Linked DNA regions of Homo sapiens: region 1 is linked to region 2. Evidence: chromatin contacts called from ENCODE Hi-C or POLR2A ChIA-PET data. All regions are on one chromosome and are shown on one strand. The core of a region is the stretch at or near the end of the contact, and the rest is flanking DNA. Distances in the headings are between cores, read along the strand shown.

The links. A loop is a pair of places that touch in the nucleus more often than their neighbours do. ChIA-PET counts read pairs that join two places held with the same protein, here RNA polymerase II (POLR2A). Pooled maps may share reads with other maps.
Region 1: a loop to region 2 is called in a pooled map, with 6 times the contacts of the local background. The contact joins the enhancer-like site here to the promoter of CAPZB in region 2. A Hi-C loop is called at or near these places in 4 of 50 pooled maps. POLR2A ChIA-PET finds 5 or more read pairs at or near these places in 4 of 52 experiments (Caco-2, activated CD4-positive, alpha-beta memory T cell, endothelial cell of umbilical vein and 1 more).

What each region holds. Positions count from the first base shown.
Region 1 is chr1:18,923,007-18,928,050 of GRCh38, reverse strand. The region is part of intron 1 of IFFO2 (intermediate filament family orphan 2); the gene reads left to right. Among named protein-coding and RNA genes, the nearest start is that of ALDH4A1, 23 kb to the right of the region's middle. RefSeq lists enhancers at 212-301, 802-921, 550-1,176, 1,202-1,421. Within about 2 kb of position 1,275, at least 34 of the 41 ENCODE cell types and tissues checked have a DNase peak (open chromatin) inside an H3K27ac peak, as active enhancers do; they include endothelial cell of umbilical vein, where a contact is called at or near this core.
Region 2 is chr1:19,483,917-19,488,766 of GRCh38, reverse strand. CAPZB (capping actin protein of muscle Z-line subunit beta) reads left to right here and starts at 3,228. Exons shown (of 9, transcript NM_004930.5): 1 at 3,228-3,331. The coding sequence starts at 3,329. It also overlaps a transcript of LOC105376819 not described here. RefSeq lists enhancers at 885-1,392, 3,426-3,934, 3,935-4,442, 4,443-4,850 and silencers at 2,652-3,381, 3,412-3,521.

The DNA of each region.
Region 1 (5,044 bases), core at 26-2,525, 560 kb after region 2:
TGAGCTGCCCAGGAGGTGAGCCCTGTGTTAGCAGTGGTGGCGGGATTTCCACATTGTATTCCCAGCCCTGCCCCACTCCCACTCCCTTATCGGATTTTCTTTCTGCCTTAAATATGAATTGTCTGTGGTATTCGAGGGGGATGGTGTGCAAGGAGGAAGTTGACTCGGTTGTGGTTTTCAGGTTCTCTAGAAGGGCTCAGAAGAAGCAAGTGGAGGCTGTTGGGGGCACGCAGCCCTGACCCCACCGGGGAGCCTGCTCTGGTCTTCCCAATCCATCAGCTTCTGCAAAACTGCATTTGCAGAAAGGGCTCCCCTGGTCTACCACTGTGCCTGCAGCCTCTTCTTCCAGCTCAGATATTATTTTAGAGAAGAACAGCTGATTGGGGCCCCCAGGCTTGGCCCTGGCTCTGCTGTGAGGATGCCTCTGTGCATCTGCAGGTGGGCAAACACAGGAGCTAGGGCAGCGCAGAGCTGAGGGGCATTGGCTGGGCCAAATCTGTGGTTTGAGCAGCCGGGCTCCAGCACAGCTCCCTGGCCACCTGCATCCAGCCCTGCTGCAGTGGGGTGAGCTCCCCGAGGCCAGGGTGGAGCTGAGAAGGTGCCAGCCCTCCACCCGCCGGGAAGGAAGCTGCTCTCTGCCCCCACCTGCCCTCTGCCAGAGGCCAGGCCCACGCTTGGCCCAGAATGAAGTCTTCCACTGAGGGCTCCAGCCCAGCCTCACCTGAGCTCATTTCCCTTCACCTGAGTGAGTCGGCCTAGGCGTGCCGGCCGCTCGCCTTCCCGCAAGGTGTGGGCCATTTCCACACCTCCCTCCCAACTCTGGAGGTGGGAGGCAGCCATGCGCTGTGCCGTTGACGTGGAGCTGCTGAACACCCATGGTCTGCTGGATGCCAGGGTGCTTTTACCCACACCATCCCCTTCCTGTAGTTCTCACAGCCACCTTCGAAAGGGGGTGGCTGGTTTCCCAACTCACAGAGGGGACAACTGAGGCCCAGAGAGGGTAACTGACTTGCTCAAGATCACGCAACTGGGAAGTGATGGGGCAGGATTTGAACCCGTCTCTTGCTGCCCTGGTGTCTTGGGATGCTCACTCCAGGAGCCCCAGGTTCGTCCCTGGAGGGCTTCATTGTTTTGCTGGGCCTGCACCTACTTTCCTCCTGAGCGGGAGCCTCGAGCCTCTTTTTCTGACTGCACAGGAAGTGAAAAATCTGTGAGTCAGCCCCTCTGCTGGTGACTTCAGCTTGGGTTTCCGCCCCTCTGTAGGGCAGGCTTGTCGGTCCCTTTCCTGCGGGTCTGTGTGTCATCTTGAGCTGACGGGAGAGGGGGAGGCACTGGCCCTGAGTGGGGTGGGGGTGGGGACTGGCATAGAATCTGCCCACCCCTTTTCCCCAGAGGCCAGCAGAGACTTCTCGTCCCTCACGTGGTTCCAGTGGTGGCTCCTCAGGAATGCGGAGAGACCACATCTGGCTGGGGTGGTGCTGCCACCTCTCCCTCCTGGCCACCAGCCTCAGAGAGTGCTTGTTCTGCTAAGATGGTGGCCGAGGCCCCTGATCTCAGCTGCTTTGTGCTTTTGTGGAGTCATTTCCTCTCCCTGCACTCTTTGTTCTGACATCCCTGCCTCCCCTCCCTGGCCCAGGGCTGTGGGAAGTGGGAAAGGGAAGGTTTCTCCTTCTCCTGCCTGCTTCCTGCCCTGGCCATCCCTCCCCCTGGCCTGGCCTGGCCTCTCCCAGGAGAGGCTCTGGAGCCGAATGGATGAAGCTGAGTGCAGGGGCTATGCTGGGAATTTGCCTCCTGTGAGCCCCTGGGCTGGGATGTTCAGTCTAAGGATGCTCTGGGGGAAAGGAGTTCTGTCTGGAGGCGAGGGCCATCAGGGCACTGAGGAGTAAGTGCAGCTTTGGATCCATCCATCCATCCATCCATCCATCCATCCATCTATCCATCCAACCAATCCATCCATCCATCCATCCATCCATCCATCCATCCATCCATCCAACCAATCCATCCATCCATCCATCCATCCATCCATCCATCCATCCATCCATCCAACCAATCCATCCATCCATCCATCCATCCATCCATCCATCCATCCAACCAATCCATCCATCCATCCATCCAACCATCCATCCATCCATCCATCCATCCAACCAATCCATCCAATCCATCCATCCATCCATCCATCCATCCATCCATCCAACCAATCCATCCATCCATCCATCCATCCATCCATCCATCCATCCATCCAACCAATCCATCCATCCATCCAACCAATCCATCCATCCATCCATCCATCCAACCAATCCATTCGATAAATGTCTGACTCCTTAGCAAGTGCCCAGCCAGTTTGAGGTGCAGGGAATACAGTAGCAAGCACAGGAATGATCATCATAACCAGCTCTCTGGGCCTGCAGAAGGACTGGACCCCCGACCTGAGACCCGGCTCCTGTGCCTGTTTTCCCACCTAGACCAGGGAACTTGCCTCTTGCTTCCTCTTTGCCCCATCTCTGTGCCTGAGACCTCCCGAGATGAGTGCCAGCCCCCGGTGGCGGTGGGGAAGGTGGAAGTGGCGGTGACCACACAATGGAGCCATCACTGGCCCTGGCGTCACGGGACTGGCTCCTTTGGGCAAGAGCTGTGTGCCGTGGGATCCCACAACCATGCCACTGGGGAAGAGGAGATCCTGGGGCCTCCACTGCTTTAAGCTGTGGGGCAAACAATGGAAGTGGATGTGAGGCTTGGGGAAGAGATGACATTTGAGACAAGCCTGGGAGAATGGCTAGGGTTTCAGGAGGCTGAGGAGGAGAGAGGAAGAGGGGAAATGAGTTACCTGACCTCTGAGCCTCATCTGCAACATGGGGATGATCCCCAGGGGAGGGCTCAGCGGGATTTTATAGAGGGAAGTATGAGTGCCTAATGTGGTGGATACCACCGAGAAGGTAATCAATAAATGTCCCTTCTCTCATCCAGCGCTAGAAAAGAGAAGGATTTGGAAGTTTTATGAGCTGTTGGGTCAGGGTGGGCAGGGGCGGCTCTCAGTGATTCAGGCCGTGTCAGCCGTGGCTGGAGTTGTCCATAGGCCCTGGGTCTTCATTTTCCCACTTGTAAAGTGGGGACAGGGTAGCTTTCCAGCCCAGTGCATGTGCAGTATGATGGAGGGGATCTATGGAAAGGCCCTGCAGAGAGCACTGGGATGTGTTTGTCACCTCATTTTCTGCCAGTGGCAGGCCTGTCAATATTCTGGAGTCTTCAAAAGACCAGAAAGGACCCCTCCCCAGCCAACAGAACAGCTCCTGGACTGCTGAGGGAGACTCGAGGAAAATGGCCTTTGTGCCCCAAAAGTGATCTCTTTATGTTCACTCCAGCCTTCCTTCCCCTTTCAGCCTTAAAGGGCCCGGGCGTAGGATTCTGTCAGACCTGGGTTCGAATCCAGGCGCTGCCACTTCCTAGGCAGTCTTTGGGCAAGTCGTTTGCTCAGCCATGGGCTGGGGCTGGGAGAGGGGATGGTGCAGGCTGAAAGGAAACGATGTCTGCAAACCGCTGATCCAAAGTAGGTGCACCCGCCTCTTGGTGGCAGACAGCGCCTGGCCTGTCCCTTCCTGCTGCCCTCTTTGTTTCTGTTGGTCCCTCTGCCTGAAACACCCTCCCCACTGAAACCTTACTCTTGTGGGCAGACCCAGGGAAGAGGGAGGGTTGTGCTTGGGAAGCTGGTGTTGAAATCTCTGTGCCAGCAACTTGGTTCACCAGTTCTCAGTTAAGCTGAGTGCTCCCTGGCTCTGGGTGGGTGGGCAGGGAATACAGGTGTCTGGAGTGCCGTAAGAAACACATCGCCCACCTGGCCCTTCATGCCAGTCCTCAGAACGATCCAAGGACAGAGCTTTTCTGCATTGTCAACACTGGAGCTGGCGGAGCCAGGTTTTCTCCACCACCGCCGGGAGGGATGTCAGGGCGGGCGACAGGCTCTTCAGTCAAGCCAGCTGCTGTCCACATGCGGGGTCTGTCCTCAACCTCCTGGGAGCAGGCCAGCCGGCTGCCTCCCCCGTCTGGCTTTGGAAATAAAAAGCCCGTGAAATCATTTGTGCAAGCTCATCCTGGGGGTGTGGTATGTGCAGTCAGGAAACACGATTGAGATGTGGGGTTGGGAGGGTGCAGAACTCGGGGCAGGAAGGGAGAGGTGAGGTGGAGGGGCTGGGTTGTGTGGTCTTCAGAGCCTGGCCACTCAGTGCCATCTGTAGCCCAGCATCACTGGGGAGCTGTCTGCCCCAGCCCTCGCCTGCGGAACCAGCTTCTGCATGTTAATAAGATGCCCAGGTGATTGGTATGCACATTCTAGGCTGAGACACGCTGCTTTAGAGACTGGACTAGCTTTGAGTCCCAGCTCCCTGCTTGCTAGCTCTGTGACCTTAGACAAGTTACTTTACCTCTTTGAACCTCAGCTCCCTCATCTGCAAGATGGGCTTAGTTAGAAATTCTTTCCCCAAGAGGGTTAATAATTCACATTCAAGCCAGTGATGTGTGTGTCCAAGGCAGTGAGCCGGGTGTGTGGGGCCCAGAACGTACCCCCCAGTTAATGGTTGCTGGTGCTGTTGCTGTTATTGTGTCTGGAAAGCCAAAGATCTGGGCTCCTGCTGTCACCTTGGGTGGATTTGGGGCAAGTCTCATTCCCTCTCTGGTCCTCGTTTTCTCCGTCTGTACAAGGGTTCTATTGGCCCCTGCCTCGCCTTCCTCATGAGATGGTTGCTCAAAGGAGAAGTGAGGGGTGCTGGGCCTCATTCCCAAGGGCCCCTCTGGGGAATGGGGAGTGTCGGGGAGGTGCCCCTGGGTGCCTGCGTCCAAGGGAGGAGCCATGCCATTCTTTATTTTTTGTGCCCTTCTTTGCTACTCCTGCTCTTGCTGCAAGATGTGTTAGCAGGTTCGCTCTAGACTCCAGGCTGCAGCCAGAGGCTTGCCGGGGCTCGCCCTTGCACCTGCCCTGCTCAGCGGCTTTGGAATTGAGTCGCCTTCCCCGCTCTGAGCCGTGTGGCCAGGAGAGATGATTCAGCTCGGGACC
Region 2 (4,850 bases), core at 1,979-4,478:
TATAAGTGAACCCTAATGTAAACTATTGGGTGATCACGATGTATGAATGCAGGTTATTTGCAACAGATGTACCACACTAGTGGGGAATGGGGACAATTCAGGGAGGCTCTGCATATGTGGGGCAGGGGGGTATATATGGATTGTCTCTGTACCTTCCTCTCAATTTTCTTGTGAAACTAAAACTGCTCTAAAAAACAAAGTCTTGGCCGGGTGCAGTGGCTCATGCCTGTAATCCCAGCACTTTAGGAGGCTGAGGTGGGAGGATTGCTTAAGCCCAGGAGTTCGAGACCAGCCTGGGTAATACAGTGCGACTCAGTCTCTACAAAAAAATTAGCCTGGCACGGTGATGCACGCCTGTAGTCCCAGCTACTCAGGGCGGGGGTGGGGAGGGGCTGAGGTGGGAGGATCACTTGAGTCCGGGGGTGTTGAGGCTGCAGTGAGCTATGATTGCGCCACTGCACTCCAGTCTGGGCAACAGAACTGAGACACTGTCTCAAAACAAAAAACAACAGAAGACAAAGTCTTTAAATATGAAAAAAAAAATCTTAGCATCATCCTTGATTCCTTTCTTCTCATGCCTACCACCAATACATCAGGAAATACCTAGAATACTATCTACTTCTTGCCATCTCCAATGCTACTACCCTGGTCTAAGCCAGCTTCATCTCTCTGCTGTGTGACCTTGGGCAAGCTCCTTACCTTTTCAGGCTTCTGTCATGAGGATTAAATGGCTTATTATCTGTAAGGTGCTTAACAGTGTTCATCACATAGGATGTGCCATATCAGTGCTTTTTAAATAAATAAATGTCCTCAATATAGAAATGGCTTTCTAAGGCCCTAGTCCCCCTACAGTCCATTCAGAACACAGCAGCCTCATGATCCTTTTAAAGCCTAGGTCAAATCTTGTCATTGCCCTGTCCTTCAGCTCCTGCTCGACCTAGGCTAGCCACACTGGCCTCCTGTCTGGCCCTTGAAAACACACCAGTGCTGATGCAGCACTGTCACCTTCAGGGTTTTTACCCTTGCTGCTCCTTGTGCCTCTGCTATCCACACGGCTTGCTCCCTCCTTCCCTTCAGCTATATGATCAAATATTGCTAAGTTAGGCCTTGCCTGCCTACCTGTTTGCTTGAATTTTTCTCATTATCTCTAATCACTACCCGACACTGTATTATTATTATTACTATTTTATTTTTGAGACGAAGTCTCTCTCTGTCGCCCAGGCTGGAGTGCAGTGGCGCGATCTCGGCTCACTGCAAGCTCCGCCTCCCGGGTTCACGCCATTCTCCTGCCTCAGCCTCCCGAGTAGCTGGGACTACAGGCGCCCGTCATCCCGCCCAGCTAATTTTTTTATTTTTAGTAGAGACGGAGTTTCACCGTGTTAGCCAAGATGGTCTCGATCTCCTGACCCCGTGATCCGCCCACCTCGGCCTCCCAAAGTGCTAGGATTACAGGCGTGAGCCACTGCGCCCGGCCTCGGCTAACTTTGTGTATTTTTAGTAGACGGGGTTTCGCCATGTTAGCCAGGCTGATCTGGAACTCCTGACTTCAAGCGATTGCCCACCTCGGCCTCCCAAAGTGCTGAGATTACAGGCGTGAGCCACTGTGCCTGGCCTTGGACACTGTATTTGCCTGGTGGCCGACTGTCTCCCTGACAACACTCAAGCTCCACAACCATGTGGGTTATTTTGCTCATTGCTCTATTTCCAGAGCCTAGCACAGTGCTTGGCACATAGCAGATGCTCAATAAGTATCTACTGCGTGTGCCATTCTCTTCCTTGAATTTCTGTAATACTCATCCAATACCATTCTTGCGAGACTTACCCGTATGCTTTTTCTGCCAGTGGCTACCTGTGAAAGCTTCGACTTGTCTATGAGCTCCCTGAGGACAGGGCCTGGCTCAGGGAAACAATTCCTGTCATCTGTGCAGTTTACCATCCCCTCACAGATCGCCTAATTTGATTTAACCAAAGCAAACAGGCCACGGAGGCAGATATTGTTAGCAATCCAGATCTCTCCTGCTACCTAGACTAAGCTTAACAAATATTTGATTGAGAGAGAGAGAGAGAGATTGGGAGAGAGAAACTTGAGTCACTTTGTGGAGCGAGGAAGCCCTTCTGGGCTAATGGAATGGTTCTCTGTAGCACATTCAACAGTACTCATAACAGCTAGCATTTGTTGAACTTAATTTTTTTTCTTTTGAGACAGAGTCTTGCTCTGTCGCCAGGCTGGGGTGCAGTGGCGCGATCTTGGCTCACTGCAACCTCTGCCCCCGGGTTCAAACGATTCTCCTGCCTCAGCCTCCCGAGTAGCTGGGACTATAGGAGCGAACCACCACGCCCAGCTAATTTTTGTATTTTTAGTAGAAACGGGGTTTCACCATGTTGGCCAGGATGGTCTCGATCTCTTGACCTTGGCCCGCCTCGGCCTTCCAAAGTGCTGGGATTACAGGCGTGAGCCACCGCGGCCGACCTGTTGAACTTAATTTTCTAATCTCTACCTGTGTCATCCTCACAGATATTCTGTCTGCAGCTATACCGGCAGGGATCTTTATGTCTTATCTGTTATCTTCCGGTGCCTAAACAAGGCCTGGCACATAGTAGGTGCTGAATAAATGGCGTCAGCCCGAGGCTCCTCAATTCGTGCCCGGGCTCAGGTGCAGCGCGGCGCTCCAGATCCTGCCGTAGCGAGCGGCAGCGCTGGGCTCCTGCCCCGCTCCCGGCGCGCTCCCCCAGTGCTGGGTTGGGCTGGGTTGGGCTGGGCCGGGCCGGTCCGCGCTCGGCGGCAGTTCCGGGTGCGCCGCAGGAGTGAGCGCGTGCACGGGGTGGGGCGCGGAGGGCCGGTCCCCTCCCAGCCGCGGTGCCTTCCGCATCCCCGCCCGCGGGGACTGTGGGGTGCGGTTCCCTCGCCGCCACTCGCTGCTGCAGGCCCAGAGTCGGGGACTGGACCTCAGACAGCCAGGAGACCTTTCCGCCCCGGCCCGCAACCCGTGCCGGGGACTCCCGGCAGCCGCGCCGCGCAGCGCCGCGCCCCGCCCCGCCTCGCAGGCCCCGCCCCCGCACCCCGTCGGCGCCCGCCTCTCGCGCCGCTCTCCATACTTGGCGATCGCCGCAGCCCCGCGCGCTCATTGGCCGCGAGCTGGCGGCGTGGGGGGCGGGCCCGGGCCGGGCCGGGGCGGGGAAGGAAGGTGGCGGCGGCCCGGCGCGGGGGGAGGGGGGTGCTGACCCGGATGTTCACTCCTGGGCACCCGGGGAAGTGGAAGCGCCGGGCCCTGCTGCGGGGGGGAGAGCCACTGACGCCGGGACCGGGACCGCCGCCGCCGCCGCCACCATGGTAAAGGCCGCACGGCCCCCTCCCCGGCCCGGGGGCCCCTCCGGAGCTCGCGTCCCCCTCCCCCTGCCCATCCCTGGCCTGGGACGGGTGGCTTCCCGGGGTGGGGGAGGGGCGGGGTCCCGGACCCTGGGTGGACCCGGTCCCTCCCCGCCCAGGAGGGTGCCGCCGGCGCGGACGACTTGGGTGGCAGTGACCCTGCCCCCGCTCCCAGCCCCCGCCCTTGGCGCAAGCTGGAGTCCCACTCACTACCTCTGTGTTCAGGCTGGTCTCTCCCATAGCCCAGGCTAGACCCTCCCTCCCGAACCGTGTCCCCAGCCAGGCACCCCCTCGGTGACCCTGGCGTGGGCCCCCTTCCTCCCCCGGTCTAGGGCTAGGTCTGCTTTCCCCCGTCTCTCCGGCCCAGGCTAGGCCGTCGTTTCTCCCTGCCATGGCCCAGGCTAGGCCGCTGCCTCCCTCTGTCCCTCCCCCTTTGCCTTCTCCATGGCCTCAGGCTGGACCCCGGTCAGCCCCTTCTGCAGCGGCCTAGGTTTGCTTCCCCTCTTCTCCGTGGCCTCAGCCTGAATCTCCTCTTCTCTCTGTGAACTTAAATCTGGACCTCCTCTTCTCCGCCCATGGCCCCCGTCTGGACCTCACTGCCCCCTCCCCACCATGATCCCCTTCCCTGGACTTTTCGCCACTCCTAGCGTAACCTGCGTCAGCCCCGCTCGGTCCCCGCCCTGAGCCTCTCATCAGGGTCCTGCCCCCTGCCTGGTGCACGACCCAGGGTCCCCTTCCCTGTACCTGGGGCGCGCCTTCTTTGCAGCCTTTGGGGAGCGAGGGGAGCTCTCCATCAGGGATGGGGTGGTCCCGGTGCTGTGCCTTCTCAGTTGCCGCTTCTAGGGAGGCCGCCTAGGAGCCAGCGAGGGAAGGGCGGGCATCGGTGTGCCCAGAAGGCAGCGCGCTGCTCTGCGGGCCCTTCTCGAGGCTGCCGCCGTGGGTGCTGTGCGTGCGAAGCATTCTGCAGGGCAGGCCGGGGTCCACGGCGCCCGGGCCTGAGTGGGAGCCGAGGGGCGAGGATGGGTGGCCCACAGGACAAGGATGAACGCACAATCGCCCTTGTGAGGCCGTGGCCTTGGGGGGCCACCAGGCCCTGGATCCAGCATATGGCCTGGACACGATGCACCCAAGCAGGCGCAGCCTCCCCTTCCCTCTGAACTGTCAGCTTGCAAGGGTTGGAACTGCTGATTATGGAAGTCCCTCGGATCAGGTGAGCAGAACGCCTAGGGAGAGTGCTGGCTCCGCTCGTGGTGTTTGTTTTGGTAAAGAAGGCAGATGCTATCCAGACTTTTGAGGAACCTGGGGTTTCACATAGGCCCCCACAGATAGACCTGCCCTCCTGCCACTTGACCCTTCTGCAGGACAGGCCCAGCACTTAGGTTGGAAGGGCCAGAGAACTTCTTCCTGACAGGATCAAGGGATTTTTGGAGCATGTTTGTATGTGGACTTTGGGCCTCAAAGTGTTTTGAGGACCATGGTTCCT